Regions from separate parts of the Mus musculus genome. Here all the other regions are linked to region 3. The links are chromatin loops, found by intact Hi-C in ENCODE. Cell type or tissue: heart. All regions are shown on one strand. Each heading gives the region's core, and the rest is flanking DNA. Links, peaks and the distances in the headings are about the cores only. Region 1 overlaps Wdr47 (WD repeat domain 47). Region 2 overlaps Elapor1 (endosome-lysosome associated apoptosis and autophagy regulator 1). Region 3 overlaps Celsr2 (cadherin, EGF LAG seven-pass G-type receptor 2). Region 4 overlaps Aknad1 (AKNA domain containing 1). Region 5 overlaps Aknad1 (AKNA domain containing 1).

Region 1 (5,820 bases), core at 221-5,220, 240 kb before region 3:
CTACTTGACTGGGTCTTTAAAAAGTATAAATGGGTACTAGAAATCAAATAAAACAGCTCTCTGCAGACTAGTATCTAGTCATTTAACAACTCACTTAAATGCCTGACCTCAGTTGCATGAGAAAAAAAAAATTAGAATGAGCCATTGTAGTAAATAAATGATCAAAATAGGAAAAGCTGGTCCAAGCAGAGCACAGCAGGTGAAAGTGCTTGCTAGGAAGCCGGACGACCTGAGTAGATTCCTGAAACCCACATGGTGGAAGGAGAGAACTGACTCTCTCTAAACTTGTCCTTGACCTCCAGGAGATCATATACACCGGCACCCCCCACATACATACATACAAACACACACACAAAGTAAATATCATCCACTACGACTTTTTATTAGAAAAGCTGAGGACCAAGGGTATGACTTAGTGAGAAAGTGAAAGACCTGAGTTTAGATCCCTGGTGCCATGGGACTGCAAGGCCAGGCATGCACATGTGTGACCTTGAGCTGATGGTGGAGGCAGGCTCGCTGGCAGGCCAGTCAGGCAGGCATGGCAAGCTCCAGAGTCAATAAGAGATCTTCAAAAAATAACAGTCATAAGGTGGCGAGTAATAGATGAGTCACCTGATGCTAACTGACCTTTGGTCTCCACATGCATACACAGTGCAAGCGCATCTGCACACATGTGAGCACACAGACACTACATATATAAACATGCACAAAAGAATTAGGGAAAATGAGAAGAGCTAACACACAGGAAAACTATAAAAATTTGAGTTTAAATATAAAAATATTTATTGTGCCAAATTTCAGTTTATTTCTTTAAAAAGCTAATGATTAATTCAGTTGTCCCTTGGGCCAGGCACTTTACAGAAGGTGGTTTATCTATTCTGAAACATGAAGCAGATATGATCACTTAATATGTATTATAAGAGGCAAGCGATTAATAAGGATAAACATTTTAAACAGATATTAAGAGTTCTGTGACAGAACATAGTGGTGAGTTCAGAATTAGAGCAGTCAAAGGAGGCTTCTTCCGGTAACGAGGAGATGCTGAACTGAAGCCTAGAGATAAGGAAAAAGCCTGGGAAAGAGACGACAAAAGGACGAACACGCATGCGGCAGAAGCAGCATGAATCACGGAAAATCTTGGAAGGTTACAAAAAAGGAAAACAAACCAAACGTCCGAACTAAGACTAAGGGGGCATGATGCCAGGTCAGGCTGGAACCTGAAATTACCTCTCCCCTCTCCTACAGCTTCATGTTTTGAATACTTTTGGGAGGCTATGACATATTTAGGAGGTGGGGCCTGGCAAGCAGAAGTGGGTCACTAGCATCAGGTGTTGGAAGGTCATGAGAAATGAAGAAGGCCTCTACATATTTAAAAAGAGAACAATCCACCAAGAAGATGCACATTACATTTTCTTTCACCCAAATATCAACAGATTGTTTGTTTTAGGTTTGGATCAAGTCTTGATAGAATAATAGTGGGTGATTTCAGTACCCTACTCATTTCTAAACAAATCATCCAAATGAGAACCCAGCAATGAACATTAGAGATAAACTATCCCTTGCTGGGCAGTGGTGGTGCTCGCCTTTAATCCCAGCACTCAGGAAGCAGAGGCAGGTGGATTTCTGAGTTCAAGGCCAGCCTGGTCTACAAAGTGAGTTCCAGGTCAGCCAGGGCTACACAGAGAAACCCTGTCTTGAAAAACCAAACCAAACCAAAATAACAACAAAGACAACAACAACAAAAACTATCCCATACATACAGTAAATGGACTTAATAGGTATTTAAAGAATGTTCCATTCTACCAAAACGGCCCCCTGAACCCACACTAGATAAGCATACTTTTAAATAAAAGACATAGCTGGTTCATAAGAAGGAGCTGGCACATGAACATTCTTCAGGAAGTAGTGAGGTTTATAAGAAAGGGCTTCAGGCCATGACCTGGCCTTAGGTCAGAAAGCATTAGAAAGAAGAGGTAAAATATACTAAAAACAGTGCAGCAGAGCTTTAAAGGTAGCCCCGAACTTCAAACCTAGAGCGTGAATTTTGTTAAGAGAGTCAGAAGAGGCTGCAGAGATGGCTCAATGGTTAAGGGCACTCGATGCGCTTACAGAAAATGAGGGTTTGCTCCCCAGCACCCACAAGGTGGCTCCACAGCCTTCTGTAACTTCAGTTCCAGGGGATTGATTGTCTCCATAGACAATGCATGCACATGTGCACAGACATAAAGGCAGGCAAAACACCCATACATAAAGTAAGAATAAATCTTTAAAAAGTAATTTTAAAGATCTGGAGTCATAGGCCCAGTGAGATGGTCCAGACAGGTAATGAATAACACTTGATGTCAAGCTGATGTCAATTCTCATGACACAGACTGTAAAGACAGAGTGACTCCGTAAGTTACCCAGTGACCTGCAAGTGAACACATGCCCTCACATAAATAAAGAAGGTAATTAATTAAAAATGTTATATATGTAGACCTAGGCAGGGGATGGCTCAGCAGTTAAGGAGACTGCATCCAAGCCTGGACTCAGACCAATCCCCAGAGCCCGCAGGAAAGAATGGACTTCCACAGTTGTCCCACATGTACACACTCACATACATCACATATAATAAACAAATGAATATACAGTAAAATTGCCAATTTGGAACACAATAGTTAATCTAATATCAGTTTACAAATACAGTAATGTATCAAAGAATTCTAAAGGAATTGAAACTAAGCAATAAAATACAAAGTCGGTCTTCCCTTTAACACCCACCCCCAGCATCCTTTTCTTTTCTTTAAAGCAGTCTCTTGTATCCCAGGCTGACTGGGTCTATTCAGTACTACGAATTAAACTCAGAGCTTCATATAAAGTAGTCCAGCAATCTATCAGTAAGCTACACTCCCAGCCCTACTTCTCTTTTTTTACATGAAGATGGGGCTAGGGAAGCAGACACTAGAGTCATTTATAAAGTTCCTTTCTCATAGAACTTCATTCAAATCTATGGAAAACTTACCAGTTCCATGGAATGTTGTGCCAACCACACGAACACAGCTTGGTACACGAAGATCCCAGAATCTAACAGTCTTATCCTGGGAACCAGACGCAATCATCCACCCACTCCAGGTATAAAGTGCTAAAATGTGCCCTACAAAAGACCAGAACCACGAAGTCACTGATGTGGGAGAGGCCCTTCCACACGTGTGTAAAAGCAAGTTCTTCTCATCACCAGCTAACCAAATATGCCATATCACAGAGACTGTAGAGACTAGAAAGTAGATTTAAGGATTTTTAAAATTCATCAAAACCACTCTGAACAAATTCAGTCCTTCTTTGGTGACTCTATTAGAAGACTAAGTTGTTTCTGTATTTCAAGATATAGTAACTAGTAAAGACAAAAATCTGTCACTTAAAATAATGGCAACTTATCTGAGCTGTCCCTTACCAGCTTCACCCCCTGTGCCTCACTTTCTTCAAATACAAACAGGGATAAAGCTTCCTACATCACATAATGGCTGTGAAGCTAAAGTAAAGGAATCCCGTGATGACTAAACGGATCGTAGTGCTATTAATATTTCTCTGATAACCAACACTCACAATGCAAGTTTTTGAAATAAAAATCTGTCTCAGAAAGATCCATTACAAGGAGATCTCACTGATAAAACAGCACACAGCACAGACTGAGAAAAGGAAGACTGAGTATCACATACCAGTGTGTCCACTCAAAGCATGAAGACCCTGTCCTCTTTGACAGTCTGTTGTATAAATGTTACAATCTCCTGCTCCAGCACTTATTAAAATAGCTCCACCACTTTCTGGGCCTTCCATAAATGCCAAATCTCGAATTGTCCCATCATGCATGCTAAATTCCAGATCTGGTCCTGAAACAGCAATAAGAATTAAAAAAAAAAAAATGCTGCTCAACTTACTGTGTGAAGAGGATGCTAAACTGCCTAAGCTCTGGCCAAGGGTAACACAGCAGTGTTAGAGCAAAGCACAATGACACATCTGTAGGAAAACATCATAATGAAACCCATTATCTCATGTGCTAGGCTATGCACTAACATACTTAATTTAAAAAATAGTGCAATATGATTTATATTTATGGACTGACATAATCAATTCATTTACTGAACATAAAACTTCAAAACATTAAAATACTGATTATTAACTAATTATTACTGCCTTTAAAACAGAACTACAGAAAATTCATTGCTTCCCTGTCTTTTACTTCAAACAAAAAAGGAAAGATACACTGTAGAAAACACCCATTAATTCAATGATGGTAGTTATTTAAAAGGCTCTCTTAGTCTCTGTCTGTCTCTTTCATGTCTGTCTGTCTGCGCATGCACACTAGGCAAGTGATCTATCATTCAGCTACATCCCTAGTCCTTAAAAATTATTTTTTCCTTATGCTTTTCTAAAATTCATATACTACTTAACTAACCTGTAAGACTTATTTAAAAAAATAATGCCTGTTTGGATCAGAATAATCAGAACAAAAAGTAATTCTTCAAGACAGTGTTCTTGGATGTCATCAGTGAAGACAGAGAGACAGAGGGACAAGCGTACATGCACACTGGCGCGTGAGGCACTGCTGCACCGGGCCCTACCTGTTGCATTACATGTCTCTGCATTGAAGGGCAGCACTTTTACATATTTGTCATTTGATCCTGTTGCTAACAACTGTCCACACGGACTCCAAGCCACACAATAAATAGATCCTTTATGATGTTTGTTTCTTTTAAATCGCACCACTGGCTGCTTAGGATTGTCGTGTGCACTGGAAAGAAAAAGCACATAGAGATACTTCAGGCTCCTGCTTTTGAAAGTTAGTTAACATGAAATTAGAATAAAAGAAGGAGGAAAAGAATATCCAGCACCAAGGCTTTATTTGGGGAGAGGCTGGATTACTTGCTTCTTGAGATATATCCTACCAAGCCTTGAGATATATCCTACCAAGCCTTGAGATATATCCTACCAAGCCTTAAGATATATCCTCCCAAGCCTTGAAATATATCCTACCAAGCCTTGAGATATATCCTACCAAGCCTTGAGATATATCCTCCCAAGCCTTGAGATATATCCTACCAAGCCTTGAGATATATCCTACCAAGCCTTGAGATATATCCTACCAAGCCTTGAGATATATCCTACCAAGCCTAGCTCTGACTCAATAATCTTCCTGTCTCAGTCTCCAGAATGCTGATGTCAAATGTGGGTACCACATGCCTGACAGCAGATGATTAGATTTTCAAAATCATAAAAGAAAATATTATAAATCACATTTAAACCAAATCAGTAAAATTATAACTATTACATGAATCTATCATTTCAGATCACATAATAAATAGGACATACAGGTTTAAAAAAAAAAAACTCCATTTATCTTATTTTTTCATATATTTTCCAGGGGGGCGGGTGGGGAACTAGGAAAGTGAAATAAATACTTATTAACAAATAATAAACAGTGTGCCTGGGTTTAAGAAAAGGTAAGAGGTGGGTAAGAATTAAAAGGACAAGGCCTCTTTGGAGAATTTAACAACTTAGCTGGGGTGATTATGGTAAGGTATGAAGTTCTGAACTCTAAAAGTCACAGAAGAGCTGCAGGGAAAAGACGACAGAGATGTGACAGTGCTCGCTGAGAATGTAGCATGGACCCCAAGCTCAAGGCCAGCCTCAAAACAAAACAAAACCCTGGTCTAAAACTCTGCTGTCTCTTTTCAAGTATTTCTACTTAGTAATACAGAGCTGGAGAGACAGTTCAATGGTGAGAAGTATTTGCTGCTCATGTGGAGAACCTGTGTTCAGTTCCCTGCACCCACATGACTGCTA
Region 2 (5,820 bases), core at 290-5,289, 58 kb before region 3:
TTTGGCGAGGCCAGTACATTGCTGCCTGGACTAGCTCTCCCTGGTCTTCACTCTCTCTACATAAAGACCAAAGTTTGTGCCCCAGTTGAGGTTGATCTCAGCTACATAATGAATTCAATGCTGGCTTGGACTATAGGAGACACTATCTTAAAAACAAAACAAACAAACCAGAATACACACACACACACACACACACACACACACACACACACACATGCACGCACACACACACACACCTGCACTGGGCTGAGGAAATAGCTCAGTAGTGAGAGTGTTCACTCAGTGCATAAGCATGAAGACCTGAGTTTGCTCTCTAGCACCTACGTCACATGCTAAGCATGGTGTCACACTTGGAATCCCAGTGTTGGAGAGCTAGAGACAGGATCTGTGGAGCTCCGGGACAAGCCGACCTAGCCTAATCAGCATGCCCCAGGTCCCTCCCCCAAAACAAAGTGGACAGCTCCTGAGGAACCACACCCGAGCACAGGCATAGCACATATGTATGCCTGAACTCCATCTCGGCCATAATCCCACAACCAGGCAGCTGTATCAAAATGCCATTGTGAACTATGGCACGTCCGTGGGGCGAACAGGAGTCTCCTAGGGGTTCTAGAGCCCAGACATCTTAGGCTGAGCTCTCGTTTGACATCAGCAGAAGCAGGCAGGGATATTGAAGACTAAACTGTCAAGATGGCCATGGATGGCTCATTTATCCATTTCCAGCCCTTGGAAGGCCAGGGCAGGGTATTACTGTGAGTGTAAGGCCTGTCTGGGTTACAGAGTGAGACCTTCTCAGAAAGAAAGGGAGGAAAGAAAATAGGAAGGAAGAAGGGAGGAAAGGAGGAAGGCAGGAAGCAGGGAAAGAAGGGAGGGAGGGAGGAGGTGGGTGAGGGAACATCTGAGTTAAGGACAGGTTGGGGGAGGCATTTTGGGGAGAGAGAAGATGAATCAGGCATGAAGTGTCACAGGCATCCAATGTGACAACTTGGTCTCCTTTCTACTTTGCTAGCATGTGCTCTGATGGGACCTGTGATGGCTGTAACTTCCACTTCCTGTGGGAGAGTGTGGCCGCTTGTCCACTCTGCTCGGCCTCTGACTACCACACTTTTGTCAGCAGCTGTGTGGCTGGGATCCAGGTAGGCTGTCCTCTGCTTGGGAACGGCCAGGAGACAAGGGGTTATGAGTTCTGAGGTCCTTGTTTTTCTCCCCAACAGAAGACTACTTACATGTGGCGAGAACCAAAGCTGTGCTCTGGGGGCATTTCCCTGCCTGAGCAGAGAGTTACCATCTGCAAAACGATCGATTTCTGGTTAAAAGTGGGCATCTCGGCTGGCACCTGCACTGCCATCCTGCTTACTGTCCTGACCTGCTACTTTTGGAAGAAGAATCAAAAGTACGTGGTGGGGTGTTGGGGTCTGAGGGAGGTCGGAGTTGGAGCCTTGAGCCAGGCAGGGTATTACTGAGAGTTGGCTATGGACCCTGCGATTGACCAGAGACTTTTAAAGATACTTATCCACTGCAGGTCTTTGTTACTTTCGTTCTTGAGCAGGGATGGCTATCTAAAAATGGCTATAAGATTCTCTAAGGAAAAAATCAAACCAGGTGAGGTGGTGTGTACCTTTAATGTCAGTACTTAGGAGGCAGAGACAAAGTAGAGTTCAATGCCAGGTTGGTCTATATAATGAGACACTATCTCAAATTAAAAAAACAAAAACAAGGGCTGATGAGATGGCTCAGCAGGTAAGAGCACCCGACTGCTCTTCCAAAAGGTCCTGAGTTCAAATCCCAGCAGCCACATGGTGGCTCACAACCATCTGTAACAAGATCTGACTCCCTCTTCTGGTGTGTCTGAAGACAGCTACAGTGTACTTACATATAATAAATAAATAAATAAGAAAAAAAAACCCAAAAACAAAAGAAAACAGAAAGAAAAAGGAAGGAAGGAAGGAAGGAAGGAAGGAAGGAAGGAAGGAAGGAAGGAAGGAAGGGTCCCTGGGCCAAGGTTGTACTTGCCTAGCATAGAATTCAAAGTCCAAAAAAAAAAAAAAAAAAGAAGAATGTTCTTAATTTGTGGTTTTTATTAACAATGAAAAAGCAAGATGTGGTACATGCCTGTAATCCCAACACTTGGGAGGTAGAGGTGAGAGGACTCAGAGTTCAGTATCATCTCCCAGCTACATATCAGTTCCGAGACAGCCTGGGCTACATGAAACCCTGTCTCATAAAACCCAAAACCAACCAAACAAGGCATGACTTTATAATTTCAATATTTCTGTTAACCTTTGATATCGCAGAAACAAGCAGCCTTGAAGAAAAAAGATCACTAACCTGGGAAGCAAGATCCCTTCTGTTCACCTGCCCTCCACGCCCTTTCACAAGGCTTTGCCCTTCCTATGACAGACTCAATCTATTTGTAGCCCAACCTTTTCCCCTCGCTCCCACACTCTCATCTCCTGCCTCCTCCCCTCCCCTGTTTCACAGATTAGAATACAAATACTCCAAGTTGGTAATGAACGCTACTCTTAAAGACTGCGACCTGCCGGCAGCAGACAGCTGTGCCATCATGGAAGGAGAGGACGTGGAGGATGACTTCATCTTTACCAGCAAGAAGTCCCTCTTTGGGAAGATCAAATCCTTTACCTCCAAGGTAGAGAGGGATGAGAACTCAGCTTGGGGAGGTCAGGGGGTGGAGCGTGGACACTGGGATACTGAGTGGCCCTGCTCCGTACAAGACCTGTACTCTGATCCCCACTCCCAGAACTCTCCTGCCTCTCCTAAAAGTGTCTCCTTCCCTCTGCAGCTCTCAACAATAACTCTCTTCCCTGGAGCCTAGCCAGTTCTTGACCAGGCTCCTTCCTGCCAGTGTGTATTCTGGTGGGTGGGTTGTTAGGGTCTTTTAACTTCCAGATGGAGTATTGAACCATTTGTGTGTAATGGTTACACACACACACACACACACACACACACACACACACACACGAGAGAGAGAGAGAGAGAGAGAGAGAGAGAGAGAGAGAGAGAGAGAGAGAGAGAGAGAGGAGAGAGAATTTCCTTTTCTTTATTTTCCTTGAGTGAAGAGGAAGCCATCTCTAGGTTTGATTCCTGTTAGAAGCCAGGGCCTCAGAGCCTTTAGCCAGTGGAGGGTGCTATCCCCAAGGTGTGTGTGTGCCCCATCCTGAGTGGCTGAGTCATAGCCAAGCGTAAACTGTGGCTGCTATGTAATTCTGAACTGGGCGGGCTGGCTAGGTGGTGCGGGTGTGTAGGTGCGTATGAAGCTCATAAAGGCAATACAGACACCACTGTCTCTGGGCGTAGGGCCAGCAGAGGGCATCCGAACAGCTTCCTCGAGCCGAGCACACACCTGACTACCCTGGCGCACAAGGGAGTATTTCAAACAGGTGTGAATGAGGAGGGCACCAGCGGCTAGGAGGGGGCAGGAAGCCTGCTGAAGAAGAGTTGGCAGTCTGTCCAGTCCCTGGGTCTTGTTTCCTTTGTGCTGACTTGTCAGGGTGACTCCCTTGGCCAACGTGGGCCTTGATTTTTTTTTTTTTCTTTTTTCTCCCACCAGTGAGAGATAGTTAACCCTGGGGACCTCTTAGGGCTGTCTGGAACTTCTAGAACTCAGCAAGGATGCAAAGCAGCAATCATAAGGCTCTCACGCTCTGACTGAGTCTGCGGAGAGCAGGGAGGGGCAGAGGATTACTCGTTCCTGTGTCGTCGTCGTCCCGTCCCCCCACCCCCAAAGCCACCGGAAGCAGGAAGTCCAGAAGGGTTCCTCTGTCACCTATTTTTCCATTTCTCTTCTTTGTCCCCTTAATGTGTCCCCGTGCAGCAGGCAGCTCCTGTCACCATCTCTCTTTCAGAGGACTCCTGATGGATTTGACTCGGTGCCGCTGAAGACGTCTTCAGGAGGCCCAGACATGGACATGTGAGAGGTGCCCGTCCTGCCTCGCCTGCCTCCTCACCTGGGCACACTACCCTGCAGGCCTGTGGCAGTTTAGGTGCCAGCAACCCTGCGCTCCCCGCTGCTGGGAATCTCTTCATTGTGGCCTTATCAGAAGTTTGGATTTCAGACCCTTGTTTTTTATAGAGTACCCAAACCTGTCTCTACGCTTGCCTCAAGCCTACCAAATATACCCACACTTCGTGTACTGTTTCCTTGCTTACATCTTGTTTTCTAAACACAGTCCACCCATGGGAGACTCATCTACCCAGAATTCTTAGCGGTTTTCAGTAAAAGTAGTTTGTTTTTTGTTTTTTTTTAAATAAGTACGAAATTGGCTTCTAGCCTCCTGTGTGAGGGCGGGGGCAGCTGGGAGGTTTTCTGGTCAGATACAGGCTTTCAGCTCATGATGTCTTTAGAAGGGGGCTGTGGTCTGAGGGACAGTCCTCATGGCAGCCTCGACTTATTTCTCCTGGGTAATAAGTTGGAGCAGAGAGCAGTGGACAGTCTGAAGGCATGGTGGGTGAAGCCTGTGTAAGAAAACACACACACACACACACACACAAAACTCAAAAAAAGGCAAAGTGTCTGTGTGTGTGTGGGGGGGGGGGGGTGTTTGTTTTGTTTTATAACCAGGAACCTCATTTCCTTCTCTTTTAATGATAAATATTCTCATTAAAGGCAAAGGAAGTTATTTACCAAGAACTTGCCCAAAGTCCAATAGATCTATCCTCCACGACTGTTTTTGTCAAATATCCCTCCCATTTCCTTATGACACTAGAAAGAACCAGGTAAGTCTAGCTATACCTTCCATTGGCTTTGCTGGAAGGGAATAAACGCTTGCCAGTGAGAAACACCCCCATCTGTGAGGACCTCAGTCCTAGAGGCCTAGAGTATCATGGGATGGAGCATCTTATTTAGAAAGAACACAGGGGGCCAAAGGTTTGATGGGGCAGTATTAGACTCCAGCCCACTGTGGCATGGACCAGCTATGGTCATATCTGTTTCTGTCTTTAACTTGCTAGGCCAACAAAGTTAAAAACTTGCAGACTGACCAGAAAGGAGCTGAACGTCAGGCAGGTACAAACCAATCTTCAGGGAGAAAAAGTAGGGATGTCTTACAAGGCCTACACCCAACTGGGGCATTTGTCACTCCTAAGCCTCTGTCCTGGCTCTGGCCTATTCTCATTTCACTTGTGCATAAATATCTAAAAGACTCCTGGCCCTCATTCTGGCAACACCCCTCTGAAAAGTAGATTAGGTACCAACTCGCAAGTAGAGTGGGATTCCTCTTCCCATCTCCCTTTCACTCCAGCTATAATCAGTAGAAAACCTAGAATAGAATAATACAGAGAATAATTTCCAGTTAACTTTCCTCCCTACTACTGGGAATTGAACCTCTTTCATTCCATACCGGAATAGCCATCTCTTGGTCAAGCCTGAGTTGCCCATGGTCTTCACCTGTGCCTTTCCCCCAGTGACAGGTGGTTGGTATAAGACAGAGAGGCATTTCTGAGGTGTTTGTCAGCCACAAAATGGCTTGCCCATCTGACTAGCCATGGCTGCTCTCATGATGGCTTCTAAGAATCAGAAAGAAGTGAAGCTACGCCATGACTTTTGGCCATCAAAGGCATCAGTGATAGCTAGACAAACCTAGAAGCTTTTCTTTGGGAGTTCAAGTTGTCCCTCATTTTGTGGCTCTCAGCACTTTGATCATACGGGAATATTCTTGAGTGGCTATGTACACCCAGGCCATGAGCTCACAGCCAGTCTCCTGCAGCCTCTTAGATGTCTGCTTCCCATGGAATAACTGCTTTCTGTGTTGAAGATCACAGGAGATATTTAGACTGTTCTGGAAGACATGGGGGAAAGTCTAT
Region 3 (5,820 bases), core at 553-5,552:
CACCCAGATAGCAAGGGTCCTGGGACAACATATAGCCCTTTATGGCACACTCCAGTGATTGGCTTCCTCCAGCTACACTCCTCCCGATGTTTCCAATACCTCCTAACAGAGCTCCCTCAGCCAGAACCAAGCCTTTATTATAGGCGGTGGGAGAGGGAGGGGCACCTCACGCTCAGTTGCCTTCTCCTCGGGGCCTCACCCTGCCTGTCTTTCCTCCCCAGGCGAGCACTGTGAAGCGAGTACCCACTCAGGCCGTTGTACTCCAGGTGTCTGCAAGAACGGGGGTACCTGTGTCAACCTGTTGGTGGGAGGTTTCAAATGTGACTGCCCCTCCGGGGACTTTGAGAAACCCTTCTGCCAGGTGACCACACGCAGCTTCCCTGCCCGCTCCTTCATCACCTTCCGTGGCCTGCGCCAGCGCTTCCACTTCACCCTGGCCCTCTCGTGAGTGTGACGAGGTCCTGGGGTTGCAGGGCACATGAGAGAGTGTGGGGTACCTCCTGGTCTATTAGATGGGGGTAGCAGATCAGTGAACGCACCGGGAGCAGTTGTTGACAGAACTACCTGTCTGCTTAGCCAGCAGGCTGCCCTCACCATCAGGGTCTGACCCTTGAGGATGAGGAGTCAGAACGCCAGGGTTCTCGTTTGGGCTCATTATCTGCGTTCTGACTCCATAGCCTTAGCCAAAGCGCCAGTTTTGCTATTGCTTAGATGTCTGGGGTACTGGTTCACAGGTGGGTACCCCATTCCTTGCCCCCATGACCAACCCCCCCTATACAGGTTTGCTACCAAGGAGCGTAACGGGCTACTGCTGTACAATGGGCGCTTCAATGAGAAGCACGACTTTGTGGCTCTCGAGGTGATCCAGGAACAGGTGCAGCTCACCTTCTCTGCAGGTGAGCCCAGAGTCTCATGTCCTTGCCCAGCTCCTAAGAGCTCATGCCTCCGACCCTCTGACCTCAAGCCACGCGCCTTCCCTCCCAGTCAAACCCGGACCCGGCCTCCATCCCTAGACATGCCCGCTGCTCTGCCACTCCCGACTCTCTTCCTGTGACCCAGCTAACCCTGTCCTTTCTCTAGGGGAATCGACCACCACCGTGTCTCCGTTTGTGCCGGGAGGGGTCAGTGATGGCCAGTGGCACACAGTGCAGCTGAAGTACTATAACAAGGTGGGTCTGGCTGAGGGACGGAGGAATTAGAGGGTCCAGGTCTTGATGCATGCGTTTTTCCAGCCCCGGTTGATATTGTGAGTGGTGAGGGAGGCTGCTCACAGCTCTTGTGCCTGGGAGGGGGATGGGGATGTGCTGTGCAGGGCACCTCCATCCCTCTGGGCGGTCCTCGTCTGTGGGTGTGTGTGCATGGAGAGGTGCAGCCCTATGCCGGGTTGTCTACTGCCTCCCTTCTCTGTCCACAGCCACTGTTGGGTCAGACAGGGCTTCCCCAAGGTCCATCTGAGCAGAAGGTAGCCGTGGTGTCCGTGGATGGCTGTGACACAGGGGTGGCTCTGCGCTTTGGAGCTATGCTGGGCAACTACTCCTGTGCTGCCCAGGGCACCCAAGGAGGCAGCAAGAAGTAAGCGGGGAAGGTGGGGGCAGGAGCGAGGGGGTGAGGGGGGCAGGAGCTAGGGAGAGGGTAGTACGGGCCGAAGGGAAGGGGCTCCAGAGCGGGAGCCAGTCAGATGCGCCCCTTCCTGACACTGGCAATGTTGGAGAGTTAGAGTCAGGTCTTGGCGGATGGTGAGGGAAGGGTATGGGCTGAGAGCACATTTGTATATACTGCAGTGCCTCTACTTCCTGGGCATTGTTCTAAAAGGGCTCCTCAGCCTTGGTCCAAGTGCTCCCTTTCTTGGGCCTAGTGACAGGGTACGGGGTAAGAGAAAAACCATAAACTTAAACCCCTGTGTCTTCACGCTTTCGTCCCCCAGGTCTCTGGACCTGACAGGGCCCTTGTTGCTGGGTGGGGTGCCGGATCTGCCCGAGAGCTTCCCCGTCCGAATGCGGCACTTTGTGGGCTGCATGAAGGACCTCCAGGTGGATAGCCGGCACATCGACATGGCCGACTTCATTGCCAACAATGGCACTGTGCCTGGTATGAGGACCCGGGGTAGGGGCAAGGCTGGGAGCCAACTGCCAAGAGGCTCGGCTGTGCGTGACCTGACCAGCCTGTGTGGTCTTCCAGTCTCTGCTGTTGGTCCCTGAGTCCCTTTCTCTTCCTTCCAGGCTGCCCCACCAAGAAGATCGTGTGCGACAGCAGCATTTGCCACAACGGTGGCACCTGTGTGAACCAGTGGAATGCGTTCAGCTGCGAGTGTCCACTAGGCTTCGGGGGCAAGAGCTGCGCCCAGGGTAGGAGTGGCACCTGCCACAGGTTGGGGCCTGGGTGCTGTCAGTTTGTCTGGGATCACAGGCAGGGCTTGGGGCAGGCTCTGGGCAGGGTTCTGCAAGCTGGGCTGTGGGTGGAAAAGCGTGTCTGGGCAGAGTGAGAAGCTAGGCAGGAGACAAAGGGCCTAGTCAGAGACAGGCAGGCCCTGGGCACAATGTAGGGCCGGCCCGGGACAGGTAAATGCTCTGGAGGGCGGGGCACTGAGAGGATTGGGTGTGAGGGGAGGCAAGGGTCCAGCTCTCATAGAGCTGCCCCGCTTCCGACTCCACTGCTCTGCCCTTGAGTCACTTTTCATCTGCCTTCCCAGAAATGGCCAACCCCCAGCGTTTCCTGGGCAGCAGCCTTGTGGCCTGGCATGGCCTCTCTCTGCCCATCTCTCAGCCCTGGCACCTCAGCCTCATGTTCCGCACACGCCAGGCAGATGGCGTCCTGCTGCAGGCCGTCACCAGGGGGCGCAGCACCATCACCCTGCAGGTGATGCAGGGCACGTGGGAGTGTGGCAAGCCCCGGCTTGGCTAGCGTTGTAGGAGCCTTCAGGGGGTTGGACCCAGGTGGCTGGGCAGGGTTTGGCAGAAGCGAAGAGCTGGCTGGGCCCATTCCGTGGGTCAGTGCTGCCACCTACTGGGTTTAAGGGAAATAAGCAGCCTCCTCTGCCCTCAACCAGGCAGAATGGAAGAACCCATTGATTGAGGTGGTCTGCTGATTTTTCCCCCTCTTGTACAGCTTCGGGCAGGCCACGTAGTGCTAAGTGTGGAGGGCACAGGGCTCCAGGCGTCATCTCTGCGTCTTGAGCCAGGCCGAGCCAATGATGGTGACTGGCATCATGCACAGCTGGCACTGGGAGCCAGCGGGGGCCCTGGCCATGCCATTCTGTCCTTTGACTATGGGCAACAGAAGGCAGAGGGTAATCTGGGCCCTCGGCTGCATGGACTGCACCTGAGCAATATTACAGTCGGGGGAGTTCCTGGGCCAGCCAGCGGAGTGGCCCGTGGCTTCCGGGGCTGTTTGCAGGTGAGTCTCCTCCCCTGACCTCCCATTCCTACCTGGAGCCCTGTTCCACTGAAGGCTAATGCTGCTCTTATCCCTCCAGGGTGTCAGGGTAAGCGAGACACCTGAGGGTATCAGCAGTCTAGATCCCAGCCGCGGGGAGAGCATCAATGTGGAGCCAGGCTGTAGCTGGCCAGATCCCTGTGACTCGAATCCATGCCCTACCAACAGCTACTGCAGCAATGACTGGGACAGCTATTCTTGTAGCTGTGTTCTAGGTATGCTGAGGATGCGGGGAGGGAGAGGGACGGGGGACGGGGCCAGTGCCACGGGTCACACTCCATCTCTAATATGTGGCCAGTCACTTCTTCTCTGAGCCGTCATCTCCTACAGGGTTATGGCTGCCTGGTGCAATGCTTAGAGTGGAAGTAGATAAGAGGAGATGGACAGAAGAGAATGCCAGTAGAGGGTTGGCCCTGAAACTTTTTGGTCCTTCTTGTCCAGGTTACTATGGTGACAACTGTACAAATGTGTGTGACCTGAACCCATGCGAGCACCAGTCCGTGTGTACCCGAAAACCCAATACACCCCACGGCTACATCTGCGAGTGTTTACCAAATTACCTTGGGCCATATTGTGAGACCAGGTAGGTGGGTCAGGGCTTATCTCTGCTGTCACTCTGAGCCCTGAGAGTCTAGCTGAGCTGCAGCCGAGGCTGAAAGGACCACCTGTGGTTGAACCAAGTGGGAGGAGATGTAGTGGCAGAGGGGGCTCAAGCCTGTCTGGGTGTCTTTCTGCAGGATTGACCAACCTTGCCCCCGTGGCTGGTGGGGACACCCCACATGTGGTCCATGCAACTGTGATGTCAGCAAAGGCTTTGACCCAGATTGCAACAAGACAAGTGGGGAGTGCCACTGCAAGGTGAGAGTCCCGAGTGAGCCCCCACTGTGGCACCCTGCCCTGTAGCTTCTGGCCTGCCCCCGCCGGGGAAAGAAGAGGAGTAGAGGATCCGGGCCTTCCTCCGGAGAGCGGAGCACCCCGTGCCTTTGCCATATTAGGCATGGCAAGAGGTCGTTTGCCCTTATATCCAGATGCAGGGGGATCCAGGACCAGTATTGAGGCAGGGATCTCTGGACTAGCCCTACAGGCTGGCTGGCTGCAGCCTATTCTGAATGCTTGGTTTCTCATTGATGAGTTCAACTCCAGGTCATGGGTAGCTCTTGAGAATGTTAAGTCACATTCCCATGAGGACCCAGGGCAGGGGAGACTGTCTCTAGGGAGGCCGCAGCTTGAAGCCTCCACCAGCATCCAGGATGACATCTTGATCCAGTGACCTCCCCCCACATCTTCCCTCCTAGGAGAATCACTACCGGCCCCCCGGCAGCCCCACTTGTCTCTTGTGTGACTGTTACCCCACTGGTTCTTTGTCCCGAGTCTGTGACCCCGAGGACGGCCAGTGTCCGTGCAAGCCTGGAGTCATTGGGCGTCAGTGTGACCGCTGTGACAACCCTTTTGCTGAGGTCACCACCAATGGCTGTGAAGGTAGGACTCTTGGGGCAGGTAGGCTCCCTCCTCACCGTATGCTAAGAGCTTACATTGCAGAGGCTAGAAATGAGGCTGGTTGTGGGTCGGTCGGGGACGTGGAAGGAAGGTTTTGGGGCCTGGACGGAACTGCTTATAGGTGACCATGTGCTCTTCTCCATAGTGAATTACGACAGCTGCCCACGGGCCATAGAGGCTGGGATCTGGTGGCCCCGCACGCGGTTCGGGCTACCTGCTGCTGCCCCCTGCCCCAAAGGCTCCTTTGGTAGGTCTTAGAGGACTACAATAAGATAGTGAACCCTTGACCTTTACTGTCAGAGGAGTAAAGACAGCAAGCCCCCAGCGTGTAGCTCCTGGGGCCCCACTTTCTGATTTCTAGCTCCCAGAGAGTCAATGTCTCACCTTCCTTCACTCAGTTACCCTTCAGCCTAGGCTGACCAAATGTGCCTGTATCCAACCCAAAAAGAACTGTTGAAAGCCCTGCGTGTTCTGGGAATGGAGTTGGGAACTAAACTCAAAGGCGGTTTGCATGAGGCTCCTCCTGTCTTCAGCTAACTCTACCTAGTACTGGAGTTATACCACATTAAAGGGAGGCAGTCCCGAGGAGTGTGGAGTGCCGGGTCCTATCCCAAGAGATCCCAATTAGTGATGTACAGGATTCATGGCTAAGGAGTAGCCGAATGCAAGGCAGGAGCTGGAGGGACAGGCGTAGTGATATCTTGGGGGCGTGGTGGCGGAGGTTACAGACCTCTGTTCCATTGTACTGATTTTGCTCAGATGTTTTGGCTCTGGGCTTCTGAACACCCATATTCTTACTTTCTTTTGGGCTGCTTGTACTTGTCCGGCTCGTGGGGTACTCCGGGCTTCCTGTCTCCCTAAGTCCCGCCTTCTTGGCTTCTTCCCTCCAGG
Region 4 (5,820 bases), core at 356-5,355, 370 kb before region 3:
TACATAGCTCTGGATGCCCCAAAACTCACTCTGTAGACCAGGCTAGCCTCAAACTCACATAGATCCCTTTGTCTTCTGAGTGCTGGGATTAAACGTGTGCACCACCACACCCAGCCAGTACTCTCTTTGAAAGATGGCACCTAGGCTAGGGTTTGACAGTAGAACATTTGCCTGGCATACATAATGCCCTGGGTTCCATCTCACCACTACAGGGGAAAGGAAGGTGTTGGTCTGAACCCTCGAGTATGGGTTTGTGTCTAACAAAATGAAGCCACAATGATAGTCTAATACCCTTCCCCCTCCCTCATCCTTGCTTGTGAGGAAGCTGTCTGTCAGATATCAGTGACAAGCAGAATGGCCTGTTAGAGGCTCCATTGAGTCTCCCTATCAAAGACCATGTGAGCCAGATCCTCTGGTCTCTAGTGAAACCTTCAGGCAATCTCAGCCCTGACAGATATCCTTCTAGGGAACTCTGCACCTGAACCCTTCACTTGTTCCCAAATACCAGAGCCACAGAAATTGCCAGGTAATGCTGGTTACTATTTTGAGTCATTAGGTTCTGGGGTACATTGTTATCAAGTGGGAGGGGACACCAGGTCTTTGAACCAGTTAATTTCTCTGAGTTGTATTTCCTTACCCGTAAAATAAATATAATTCCCATCTTACAAAGGTATTGTAATAATGAAAAGATACTATGTCGATGCTCCTTGCCTTAACATTGAGGGCTCTAGGGGATGGAGAGCTAATTCAGAAGTTAAGAGCATTCGTTGTTCTCACGGAAGGGCGTTGGTTCCCAGATCCAAATGGGCGCTCAACACAGTCTGTTACTCCAGTTCCAGGGGATCCGATGCCCTCTCCTGGCTTCCACTACTGTGAGATATGCATGTGCTGTGCATATACACACAGTCAAACATACACTTAAAAACTAGTAAGTCAGGCATGCTGGTGCATGCTTTTATTCTCAGCACTTGGGAGGCAGAGGTAGACAGATCTCTGTGAGTTAGAGGCCAACCTGGTCTACATAGTGAATTCCAGGATAGTCAGAGCTATGTAGACCAGCTCAAATAAATACATCTTTTTAAAAAATGTGTTTTTTATCTTTTTATATGGTTTTTATCTACTATATATAAGAACATAAGTCATTTTATGTACCATAAAAAAAATTCTCCCAGAGGCACACATGGCTGCTAAAGCCCATAATAATACCACTTGGGAGGCAAAGGCAGGAGGCTCAGGAGTCCAAGGCTGACCTCATCTGCACAGAAAGTTTGAGGCCAGCCTGGGCCACATGAGGCCTTGTCTCAAAATTAAAAAAAAAAAAAAAAAAAAAAAAAAAAAGAAGCCTTCCCCAGTATGAAATCACCATAGAATATTTAGTCCCAGCTACAGATAGACAGACTCGGAAAGGTATCTTAGTATGTAACGTGTAAAACAGATCAGGATCCAGATCTTCCTCAGGCTAAATGATCAGTTCTGAGGATTTTTAAAGTTTAAATTGAGACATTACAAATACTTTATTGTTTCATTTAAAAATAACAAGGGCTGGGGATGTGGGTCAGTAGCGGAGCACCCACTTAGCATGTGTGAAGCCCCGAAGTCAAACCTCTGCACCATCAGTGACAGCAGCAAGAAGTGGACAGTGCCACCTGCCTGTCATCCTAACTGCCTACAGCATAGGTAACATGGCAAGACATCCCCTTTGAAAAAGAAATATAAGTAATGAGTTCATCTTAACACAGTCTTATATTTTCAGAAAAAAAAGTTCCAAAAATGAAACCCAAAGCTAATGAGAAGTGTCGTTATTTTATGCTTTGGTAACTATCACACACACACACACATACACACACACACACACACACAAGTATACACTCAGGTGTTCATGGAGGGCCAGAACAGGGCTTTCGATTTCGGTTGAGCCTCCCAAACTTGAGTTCTGGGAACTGAACCCTGGTCCTCTGCAAGGCCAATAAGCATTCCTCACTGCTGAGACATCTTTCCAGTCCTCCAAAGCTCTTATTTGAAAGTATACCATCCCCAGAGAGGTCAATTCAGAACCAAGTGGGATCTAACAAGATGCTGAGTGCCCGCAAGGCTCTGGACACAGGGAGCATGCGCATAAGCATGCTGTGTCATCTCTGGCTTGCACCTCCAGCTCAGCTATGAGGAACCGATGCTGGCAAGTGCAGGAGCTGCCTAAGCAGGCAGGCCTCTGGGTCACCTCTCTATCACCCGCAGCGGTTTGGCCAGGGTACGCTCCTCAGCTTTAAACTGTCTACAGAGAGAGGTTCTCATGAGTCTCACGTACTCACGCCCTCTTTGCCTGCTCCCACCCACAGCTCCCTCTGCCTCTGTGCGATGCATGGGGATGAGTCAGCTGCGCCTTCCACAAGCCTGGTAACTTACCCGGTGCAGTTATGAGTCCGGCTCAGAGCGCAAGTTGCCGGGCATAACTAGAAGCATGTACTGGTACTTTACTCTGCTTAACCACTCCTTAAACAACCCATTACTAGTTCTTCATGTTTTGAGAAAGGGAAACAAACATCATCCTAGTCAAATGTCATGCTATCGCAATGGCAGATGGCAAGCCGGGACTCACAGTGAGGGATCACTAACAACTATGTACACCCAACCCCTCCAACTTACCGAGAGCCGAGTCTTGGGGCAGTGTTTTTTCATGGATGCTACTGGAAAACTTCCCACAGTTAGTTCTTCTGTGGCCCCTTTTCTCCATTTTCTGTTTCCTTAAAAAAGAAAAAAAATAATGTCTCAAAAATTTAGCACTAGTGTGGGAAAAATGAAGACTTAAATTTCCCTGGTATTCTCCAGGCTGGTGAGGTAGTTCAGTGGATAAGGTTGCTTGCCACCAAGCCTGATGGCTTAGGTTTGATCCTCAGAGCCTACATCATGTAGGTAGACAACTGACATCTACAAGTTGACCTCTACCCTCCACATATAGGGCTTGGTACATGCACACACACACAAAAATAACAAGAATTATAATTATAATTGTTATAATTCTGTACTACAAATTCTTTTTTTCTTCATAATACCATATCACAATTTTGTGTGTGTGTGTGTGTGTGTGTGTGTGTGTGTGTGTGTTGTGGATTTTTGGTTGGTTGGTTGCTTTTATTATTTTCAGGCAAGATCTCACACTAATCCAAGCTGGTCTGTAACAGCAATTCTCCTGCCTCCAACCTTCGGTACTGGGACTTCAGGTCAAGCCATCTCAGAACAATTCTTGTTTAGGGAAGAAGGCACACTATACATTAGCACTGGTACACATCGCTCTAAGTACATGCTAAACAGAGTCCAGCAAAGTGGATTTTGTGGCTGGGAGCCTGGAGTTCACTTAATAGCATATAGCCACCAGGGGGCATCAGAAAGACACAACTACTATCAGGAGACTTCTCTGGCCTGTGTAGTTTCAGCCTCCGCACAGATTCTAACTCCTCCAAAAGAATTTTAATTAATTACAGCTCTTAACAACTCTCTTGCTCAGCCCCGGGATACACTAACAGTCCCTGGAGGAGAGTGCATGTTCTTGTGTGAAAGGCATGGAGTCTAGGACATCCTGAGACAGATGGGACAGGTTTGCCCATGGCTGGTTGAAGAACTTGGCAGCATTGCTGAGCAAACATATTTCCCTCCCTCCAGCTGTGCCTGAGACTGATGGTCATGGAGAGAGGACCCCATTTGGGGTTGGAAGCCAGGCTCTTTCCAGCCCTTTCCAGCCCTTCCCTACTCTTGGAAAAACATGTCCTCCTCCTGAGTCATATATTTCCTCACACCTCATTCTGTCTCCACCCTCTGCCTCCGAGGCCTGTGAACATCTGCTCTCTGAGTGGAAAGCTTGGATATGGTTCAAGTGAGTTCAGGCCAACGCATCGATTACATTTCTCTGCCACTCTTAGACTTCTCTCCTCACTCAGATCTGGCCAAACAGAAGAGCCAAGAGCAATTCTACAGGAGGCGGCCATTTTCCAGGGAGACAAAACCGGTAACGTTTACTCTCCAATCCCAAGGCCTGCATCAGAGACAGAGCTCGGGATGTGCATTGATATATCCCATCAGAGTGTTTGCATTTAGGCAAGGCACATCATAAAGACTACAACCTGCTGACGACAGTAAATGGGGACTTAGATGAAGACTGCACAGCGAATAATGCCTCGGGACTATTACGGAGGTTATGATTCCAGTTCCCAAGTCATATTGTACCCAGTAACTTCCCACAGCGAAGTCACGAAGTCTCGGGTGTGATTTTACTTTCCTCCCTCCCCCCTCCCCTGCCCCCCTTTTAAACACTCACTCTGGAACACTAGCCCCAGCAGAGGCTGATATATTTTTGTTTTTGGACTTAAACTAGGAATTTGGAAAAGAAACAATTGATATTTTACACTTAATCAATTTTTTTTTTTAATTTTTGAGTCAGAGTCTCATCCTGGAACTATGTAGACCAAGCTGGCCTCTAACTCATAGAGATCTCCCTGCCTCTCCTAGGATTAAAGGTGTGTCACCACGCCCAGCAATCAAAGTCTTTTATAAATGTCAAAATATTTCATTAGGCCTAATAAAAATCTTTTTTTAAAGATTCTCAAATCTGGATTGCTAGTTAATTCAATCCACTAAAAAAAAAAAAAAAAAAAAAAAAAAAAAAAAAAAACAATCCCAAGCCTGGGCTGCCCAGGTGAGTAAACTCAGTGGTACCCTGTGTTTAAGGGATCGATCAGAGCTGCAGTGGGACCAAAGGCTGGAAGCTCTCGCTAGTCCATGCCAGGCAATTCATAGGGCTTTGGAGCCCAACCCCACGCTCTCTCTTTCTCTAGGGACAGAAACTTAATAAAGCACTCATGACAGGTCACTCCCATGGGACAGGTCACTCCCACGGAGGCTGGCTCTCTTAACAGGAAGCTACAGTCCTCCAGACCTCACCATCTACTCCTATCAGAGGATGTACTTAAACAGTGGTTGCAAACAGTTCCTCCCTCCCTGACTCTTGACCTTTCCAGGTAAAGCAGCTGAGGTAAAGCACTAGGAAGTGGTGCCTCTCCTAACTGATAGGAGCTACAAACAAATGTCCCGCAACCACCTCGGAAGCCAGCTGTTGTTTCAAGGGGTGTTTCAAAGCGGTACTGACTTCTCTTTAGGGTTTTATAGCTTACAGCTTGTTAATGCCAGAGGATTTTTGATTTTTTCCTTATGAATTCAAAGATCTGTCTAGAGAAGAGGAATGGAGCTTGCTTTCGATGAGACCCAGTAGGAAAGACTCTGTGTGTGTGTGTGTGTGTGTGTGTGTGTGTGTGTGTGTGTGTGTGTGTGTGATGAAGGAGTATGTCAATGCACACACTGACCGACAGAGGCGACTGCTGTTTACCTTATTGCCTTGAGACAGGGTTCCCTGATGAACTGGAAGGCTGACCGGCCTCCTTCTGGGGTAGGGCTATAGCTCTGTGGCAGAACCCTTGCATAGCATGGATTTGTTTGATCCTTGCAACAAAAGAAAATCCCTACAACACCCCAAATCTGTTCATCCTGGGGTGAAGGGTGGAGGACTTGGAAAGTGAGCTCAGTGTGGGCTCTGCTTCCTGTCTGGAAGAGCTGCCTGGCAGTTGTCTCTGGTCCTGATGTGGCCAGGTCATCCAGGTCTGACCTCATCCTGAGCTGTGTGTGCTTTGTGGCCCAGGAGAATCTTAACAGTGCCGGAGGAAAGCAGGCCTTTACAAAGATGGTGGCATACCATCCCCACTGTGCTTCCTGATGCCCACTCCTTGGTGGGTGGGGCTTCTTGAGGATGGGTAGGAGGCCGTGGTGGGTTCATAA
Region 5 (5,820 bases), core at 236-5,235, 360 kb before region 3:
TTGTTTGTTTATTTGTTTGTTTGTTTTTCAATAAAAGAGAAGAAAGGACAGTGTATGTTAACAATTCTGAATTTCCTTCTCCAGCTGGGGGAAGTCCCATGGAATTTAAATCCATGCTCCTCACCCTGTGGAAGGAGCCACCTATGAGACACCATTGTGTGAGCGCCCTGCAGCTACTCGACCTTTGTCATTCTTTGCTGTGTGGGACTCTTGCCCTCTGCCTCTGGGCTGTGTGGCCAGATGGAGGCGATTCCCCACCCTGACCCCAGCCTATGTTAGGCTTGACACCAAGTGGTGGGAGGCATTGGGAGAGGACTCACATCTTCAGGGCCAGTTCACTGAGCTCCTTGGAGGTGGCCTCCTGTGGCCCTCCCCTCGGCAGCCCTGTCACCTCACTTCCTCGGGAGCCCCAGGGCCCTGGAAGACTGCCAGCATGTTCCTTGTTCATCTGCGGAAACATACAGAAGGACCCATTAGGCCACGGAAAATGACTCAACGAAGTCAATCTAAACACTCCAAGGTGCTTTTACTCCCTGTCCCTTGCCTAGACGCCTCACCTAGCTGGGGTCTCACTCACCTCAGGACTTAGTTTAAATGCCCTGGCCACCATTTGTCCCTTAGGATGCTGGCCTCCCACGCTTAGTTTTGGTCACATCCCATTACTAAATAGGCATGGCAAGCTAACACCCAAGAGCTGTGCTTTCTCGGGTCCCTGCCCTGTTTTAAGTACCTTTCCTACATTAACTCATTTAAATGTGCTAATAACCTTGCTGGGCAGGCATGATTATCCCCATTTTCCAGAGGAAGAAACTGAGGCTTAGAAAGGTTGCGTAACCGTCCCAAGATCACAAAGCAGATAAACGATGGGACGAATATCTGAACTGAGGTGGTTTGGCTTCAGAGTCATGCAGAAGTATTTATTATTACCCTTGAAGCCCTTTATCATTCTGATCCCATTTGCCAAGTATAACTCTTCCTCACAGAGGCATACACATCTTCATGACAGGTGATTTTCCGTACTATCCTACATCTGTTGAAAAGCACCTAACATTTATCAATAATTGCTATAAGAATGGATAAATCAATTACTTCACGTATAGTGTCATCCGTAGACTCGCTCTTAGGGCTACACATTGGACTTGTGGGTATCATCACTTCATAACAGTTGCTGAGAAGCTACCAAAGTTGCAAAGGCAAATCCAGGCTTGTTAGGCAATGGCTGGGCCTACTCAGGCTCCCTCCCACTGCCCTAAAGCTAACTGAGCGCAGGCCCAGTGGGACATCATGCTGAAAACCTGAAGCCAAGTTCAAGTTCAGGCCCAGTAGGGTACCATGCCCACAGAGTGGGCATCTTAGACAGCACTGAGATATGAGCTTCTGATATGCAGAACCCACTTCATGTCTGGTATTCAGGATACAAGCCAGACTCCGGCTAAGATTCTACAAAAGATGGAACAAGGACTCCTGCTTGGTACTGGGGGCACAGCACAGAGAAGGCCACCCTTTGAAGCTGGGCTTTGAATAAGAGAGACTTTGCCAGGAAGCAGGTCCCTGAAGGAAGCAGGCATACTTTGATGCAGGATTTATGTTTACATGATATCTTGGCTCTAGCCCATAAAAGCCTCACTCAGATGTTGAATCTCTGCTTCAGGCTGGGTCTTCAATATTGTAGGAAACTAAAGAGTCAACTGAAGGCAATTATTTGCATGACTCAGTTTCTCAGAATGTTAATTGAATCTGAATCGTGCTGACAATCGAGGCTAGAAAAACAAAGGCTCAGTTGGGTGTGGCAGCTCATGTCTGCAATCCCTGCACTCTGCAAGTGTGAGGATAGCCTTGCCTTTGTGGTAAGTTCTAGGATAGCCTGGACTACACAGTAAGACCCTGTCATTAAAATAAATAAATAAACACAAGGGAGGATGCTCAGCTTATAAAGGGCATGCGGTATAAAATCTAAAAACCAAAAAGCATAGAAATCTACTGGTGGTTGATTCTCAAGCTTGCATGTACAGAAAATGCAAAGAACTGGGAGGCAGAGTACAGAACTGGACTCAGGAAAGCATCCGTTTACTGAGCTTGCCGTTTTGTATTTAAAAGAGGGAGTATAGGAGTTGGAGAAATGGCTCAGTGCTAAGAGCACTAACGAGCTGCTCTCACAGAGGAACTGAGTTTGGTTTGATTCCCAGCATCCACATAACATGGCTCATCTTAACTCCAGCTCCAAGGAGATGCTAACACCTCTGGCCTCCCAGGGTACCTGCACCCAGGTATGCATGTGTACTTCACATATCCACATAATTAAAACTAACTTTTTAAAGAGGGAGAATAAGGTTAGAGAGAGAGAGAGAGCAGCTTTCCCACAAGGGATCCACGAGAGTTTTGTCACTTATCCTGCGAAGCCAGCTCTTCGGTGGTTTGTCATTTTGAACTGCAGCATTGGATCCTAAGCTAATAAAGTGTTCCAAAACTTAACACTTGAAATAGCTTCCAATCATGAAAAGCTGGCTCCATTTTAAACAATATGACTCATGAGGCTTTGGCAAGCCAAGAAGGATTAAAACAGAATCGGGCATGTCCATGACTTGAGAGTCTACATGTGCGCAAACAGCCTTTCTCCCAGTGCCATGTTAGGCTGCGGGCTGCTATATTACCTCATCTGAGGCTGAAGAGGATGGGCATGCTCCAACTTTCAGGATGACTGCCGAGCCTCTGGGAAGAGGGGGTGTCTAGTGCACTGCATGCATCTGCTTTCCCTTTAATGTCTTGAAGCAGCAACTTGAAAATGTCACCTTCCACCTCTCGGAGTAGACATAAACAAGCAGTTGTCTTCTGGCCTGTATAGTCAGCCTTCCAAGCAGGGACAACAAACAGCTCATCGATAGGACCCGGGCCATGCTGTTGATGGCAGGAAGGAAACAGCACATCTGCCCTGAGTAGCAGCCTGTTTAGAGTTGCATCCCAGTGCTCCAGACGCTAATCCTCAGTTGCTGCTTCCAGCATCCTTGCTCTACCCTGGCATGATAAACCTAGTGCTTCTCTAGCTGATGATGTCAAGGTCCCTCATGTTTGCTTCACCATCACCATCATCATCACCATCACCATCCTCTATGTGTGTGTTTCTGTGACTGTGTGCAAGTGTGCCACTGCACTTGTGCAGAGGTCAAAAGACAACTTGTGGGGGCTGATTCCTTCTATCTGCAGGTTCCAGGATATAAACTTAGGTCATTAGGCTAGTTGAGCCATCTGGCTAGCTGCTAAGGAAGATATTCGTTCCTCCTGAGTCCAACACTAAGTCTTTCTGCTGAGTTGTTGAAAGGGACCCCAGTTTTGCATTGAAGATCAAACCTCAGTGAGCCACATCCCCAGCCCCAACTCTTACCATTCTAAAAGCTGGGATTCTGAGGAAATAATTGTTATGTAAACTTTATAGGAGGGTAAATAAAAAAATCTACAAATAATCTAGTTAATGAGTCTTTTTATTAACATCTGTACATATTTATATAAGTTTATATGTTATCCAACACTCATCTAAATAACTTTGGATTAAATAGGAAATAGACAATGGGAGTCAGAGCTGACAAGATGGTAAAAGTACCAACAGGTAAAAGTACTTGCCATGCAAGCCTAACGACTTGAGTCACCACGTGAAAAGCTAGATGCATGTGGGGTGCACAGCTGTAATCCCAAAACACCTGCATCAAGATGGGAGCATCATCCACAACCTTCAGACCAAGTAGCCTGGCACAGACACAGCCTCACCCAAGGAGGAGGAGCTAGCCAACACCCAAAAGTTGTCCTCTGCCCTCCACGTGCATGCCATGACACTCATGTATGCACATTCACACATAGTCACAGGGCCACACACACACACACACACACACACACGCGCGCGCACATAAATAATTTTTTAAAAATGGAGCTGGGCAGTGATAGCACATGCCTTTAATCCTAGCATTTAGGATTAGATTTCTGAGTTCGAGGGCAGCCTGGTCTACAGGGTAAGTTCCAGGACAGCCAGGGCTACACAGAGAAACCCTGTCTCAAGAAAAAAAAAAGGAAAACAGAGAAAAGAGACCATAACTTCAAAGACAGTTGAACTTGAGAGCTAGAGACAGTTCAGGGGTAGAGTGCTTGCCTACGTAATTAGTCACTTTTCTGGGGCTGGGATAACATACCCTGACCAAGGAAACTTACAGAAGGAATGGTTTTCTTGGGCTTACAGTTTCTTGGGGATAGAGTCTGTCATGGCTGCAAGCAGCAAACGTTGCAGCCAGAGCATCAACAACAACAAAAAGGGAACCTGGGATAACACAAGTCTTAAAATTCTCAAAGCCTGCCCCCCCCCCCCGTGACACCCTTCCTCCAGCAAGGCCACACCTCCTAAATCTCCCCAAACAGAGAAACGGAGGCACGATCTGGGGACCAAGTGCTCCAATACATGAACCTGTGGAAGACAGTCTCCTTCCAGCCACCACGCTTAGCCTACAGACGGCCCTGGATGCAAGCCCCAGCAGGAACAATATTGAGCAGAGAGCAGCCCCCAGGTAATGTAAAGTCGGGGGCTCAAGGATGTGCCTGGACAATAGATCGTAACTGAAGGGGAAAAGGACATGGAGATATAGGAAATACATTCAGGGGGAAGTTTATGTTTCTACGCAACGGAAGACAAGATTGTATTCTGTAAATACCAGGGAAAGGGATTTATGCAGGTAGACGCATGTCTTGACTCCAGATTCTTCTGTTAATATGTAAAAAATGCAAACACATCATATTTATTCTGATGAGCAAGACACATCAGATCCAAAAATTACTTTTTGCATATTAATTTGTGTGTATGTATGTGTGTTATGTGTGTTGCTAGAGCTTTGTGAATGCTAGGTTACTAGGCACACTGTTGCTGAGATACATGCTGGTTTTCATTTCCTTACCTGAAATGGAGCCTCATGTAGCCCAGGCTGGCCTGGAATTCACAGAATAGCAGAGGATGACCTTTTGTCTCCGTCTCCCCAAATGCAGGATGATAGGTGTGTGCAACTGTATCTGATTTTGATTTTGAGATAGGATCTTATGTAGCCCAGCCTGACCTTGAACTCACTATGTAGCTAAAGCTGGCTTTGAACTCCAGATCCCCTTGTCTCCCTCTCTTGAGTGCTGAGGTTGCAGGTGTGCAATACCGCATCTGGCTTCAAAGGTAATACGGTTTCAATGAAGGCGCATCTGCTGAAGAAGCAAGTGATTACAAAACAAATTTGCCAATTTCTGTCCCTGCAAGTTAGCCATTGGGTGGATCCTCATGAAGATTCTGTGCTCTGCAAGACCCTGAAGTGTCACAGGATGACACTCCTTGCCCTGTTAGCTCACGTGAGACTGGGAGCTCGTCTTGAGCTCTCAGCCCTTGTTTGTCCTGATGTGGCTTCAAATAAGGGTGGGGAAAGACTCAGTCCCTCCCTTAGCCCAGAGAGAGAGCTTCTCCCGTATATGGGATATAATTGCAGTTTAAACGCTTTTGATTTATATTCATACCAGACACAGTGTGGTTGTAGCTAGGATATAAATAAACATTGTATAACTTTGGTCTCAATGTGGACGGAGGCCTGTCTTGAAATTGGCTGCCAAAATGAATGATTCCTTGGAAAACAAATACACTTACTCTCTTATATATAGAGAAAAAAGGCCTCCGGAGGGAAAACCAACATTAAACTAATTGCTGTTGGCTAATTGCGCAATATTGACCTCAGGTAGACAGCTTTCATTTATTTTTCTAAAAACTGAAATGAGGCCTCAGGGAAAAATACCTCAGGATGCTGTTTCCAAACATGA

Evidence for each region. A loop is a pair of places that touch in the nucleus more often than their neighbours do. Peaks named below come from ENCODE experiments on the same cell type or tissue, not always from the same donor. Only the 100,000 strongest peaks of a DNase experiment are listed, where the experiment ranks them.
Region 1: a loop joins it to region 3, with 2.0 times the contacts of the local background. A loop is called at or near these places in 6 of 42 quality-filtered maps.
Region 2: it touches region 3 in a loop (2.2-fold over the local background); 9 of 42 quality-filtered maps call a loop at or near these places.
Region 4: a loop joins it to region 3, with 4 times the contacts of the local background. A loop is called at or near these places in 8 of 42 quality-filtered maps.
Region 5: it touches region 3 in a loop (2.8-fold over the local background); 7 of 42 quality-filtered maps call a loop at or near these places.

What each region holds. Positions count from the first base shown.
Region 1 is chr3:108,635,939-108,641,758 of GRCm38, reverse strand. Wdr47 (WD repeat domain 47) reads right to left here. Exons shown (of 15, transcript NM_181400.3): 11 at 4,599-4,768; 12 at 3,696-3,866; 13 at 3,002-3,133. Among named protein-coding and RNA genes, the nearest start is that of Clcc1, 15 kb to the left of the region's middle. In heart, for the core only: a CTCF peak has its summit at 2,139 (motif pointing right); no DNase peak of the experiment used is centred there.
Region 2 is chr3:108,456,512-108,462,331 of GRCm38, reverse strand. It overlaps Elapor1 (endosome-lysosome associated apoptosis and autophagy regulator 1), which reads left to right. Exons shown (of 22, transcript NM_001346518.1): 19 at 1,010-1,136; 20 at 1,215-1,393; 21 at 2,482-2,647; 22 at 3,864-5,820. The coding sequence ends at 3,932. Among named protein-coding and RNA genes, the nearest start is that of Sars, 14 kb to the right of the region's middle. In heart, for the core only: a CTCF peak has its summit at 3,308 (motif pointing right); no DNase peak of the experiment used is centred there; H3K4me3 peaks cover 816 bases; H3K27ac peaks cover 873 bases.
Region 3 is chr3:108,398,973-108,404,792 of GRCm38, reverse strand. Celsr2 (cadherin, EGF LAG seven-pass G-type receptor 2) reads left to right here. Exons shown (of 34, transcript NM_017392.4): 3 at 222-444; 4 at 781-896; 5 at 1,081-1,169; 6 at 1,415-1,572; 7 at 1,925-2,088; 8 at 2,220-2,345; 9 at 2,690-2,856; 10 at 3,106-3,393; 11 at 3,473-3,647; 12 at 3,874-4,015; 13 at 4,170-4,290; 14 at 4,728-4,911; 15 at 5,075-5,176; 16 at 5,820. Among named protein-coding and RNA genes, the nearest start is that of Celsr2, 14 kb to the left of the region's middle. In heart, for the core only: a CTCF peak has its summit at 2,884; a DNase peak (open chromatin) is centred at 2,892; H3K4me3 peaks cover 569 bases; H3K27ac peaks cover 573 bases; H3K27me3 peaks cover 1,539 bases.
Region 4 is chr3:108,768,831-108,774,650 of GRCm38, reverse strand. It overlaps Aknad1 (AKNA domain containing 1), which reads right to left. Exons shown (of 12, transcript NM_177859.3): 7 at 2,644-2,741. Among named protein-coding and RNA genes, the nearest start is that of Aknad1, 32 kb to the right of the region's middle. In heart, for the core only: CTCF peaks have their summits at 1,635 and 3,362 (motif pointing right); DNase peaks (open chromatin) are centred at 2,270 and 3,550.
Region 5 is chr3:108,759,738-108,765,557 of GRCm38, reverse strand. Aknad1 (AKNA domain containing 1) reads right to left here. Exons shown (of 12, transcript NM_177859.3): 6 at 321-448. Among named protein-coding and RNA genes, the nearest start is that of Aknad1, 23 kb to the right of the region's middle. In heart, for the core only: no CTCF peak of the experiment used is centred there; a DNase peak (open chromatin) is centred at 2,637; H3K27me3 peaks cover 358 bases.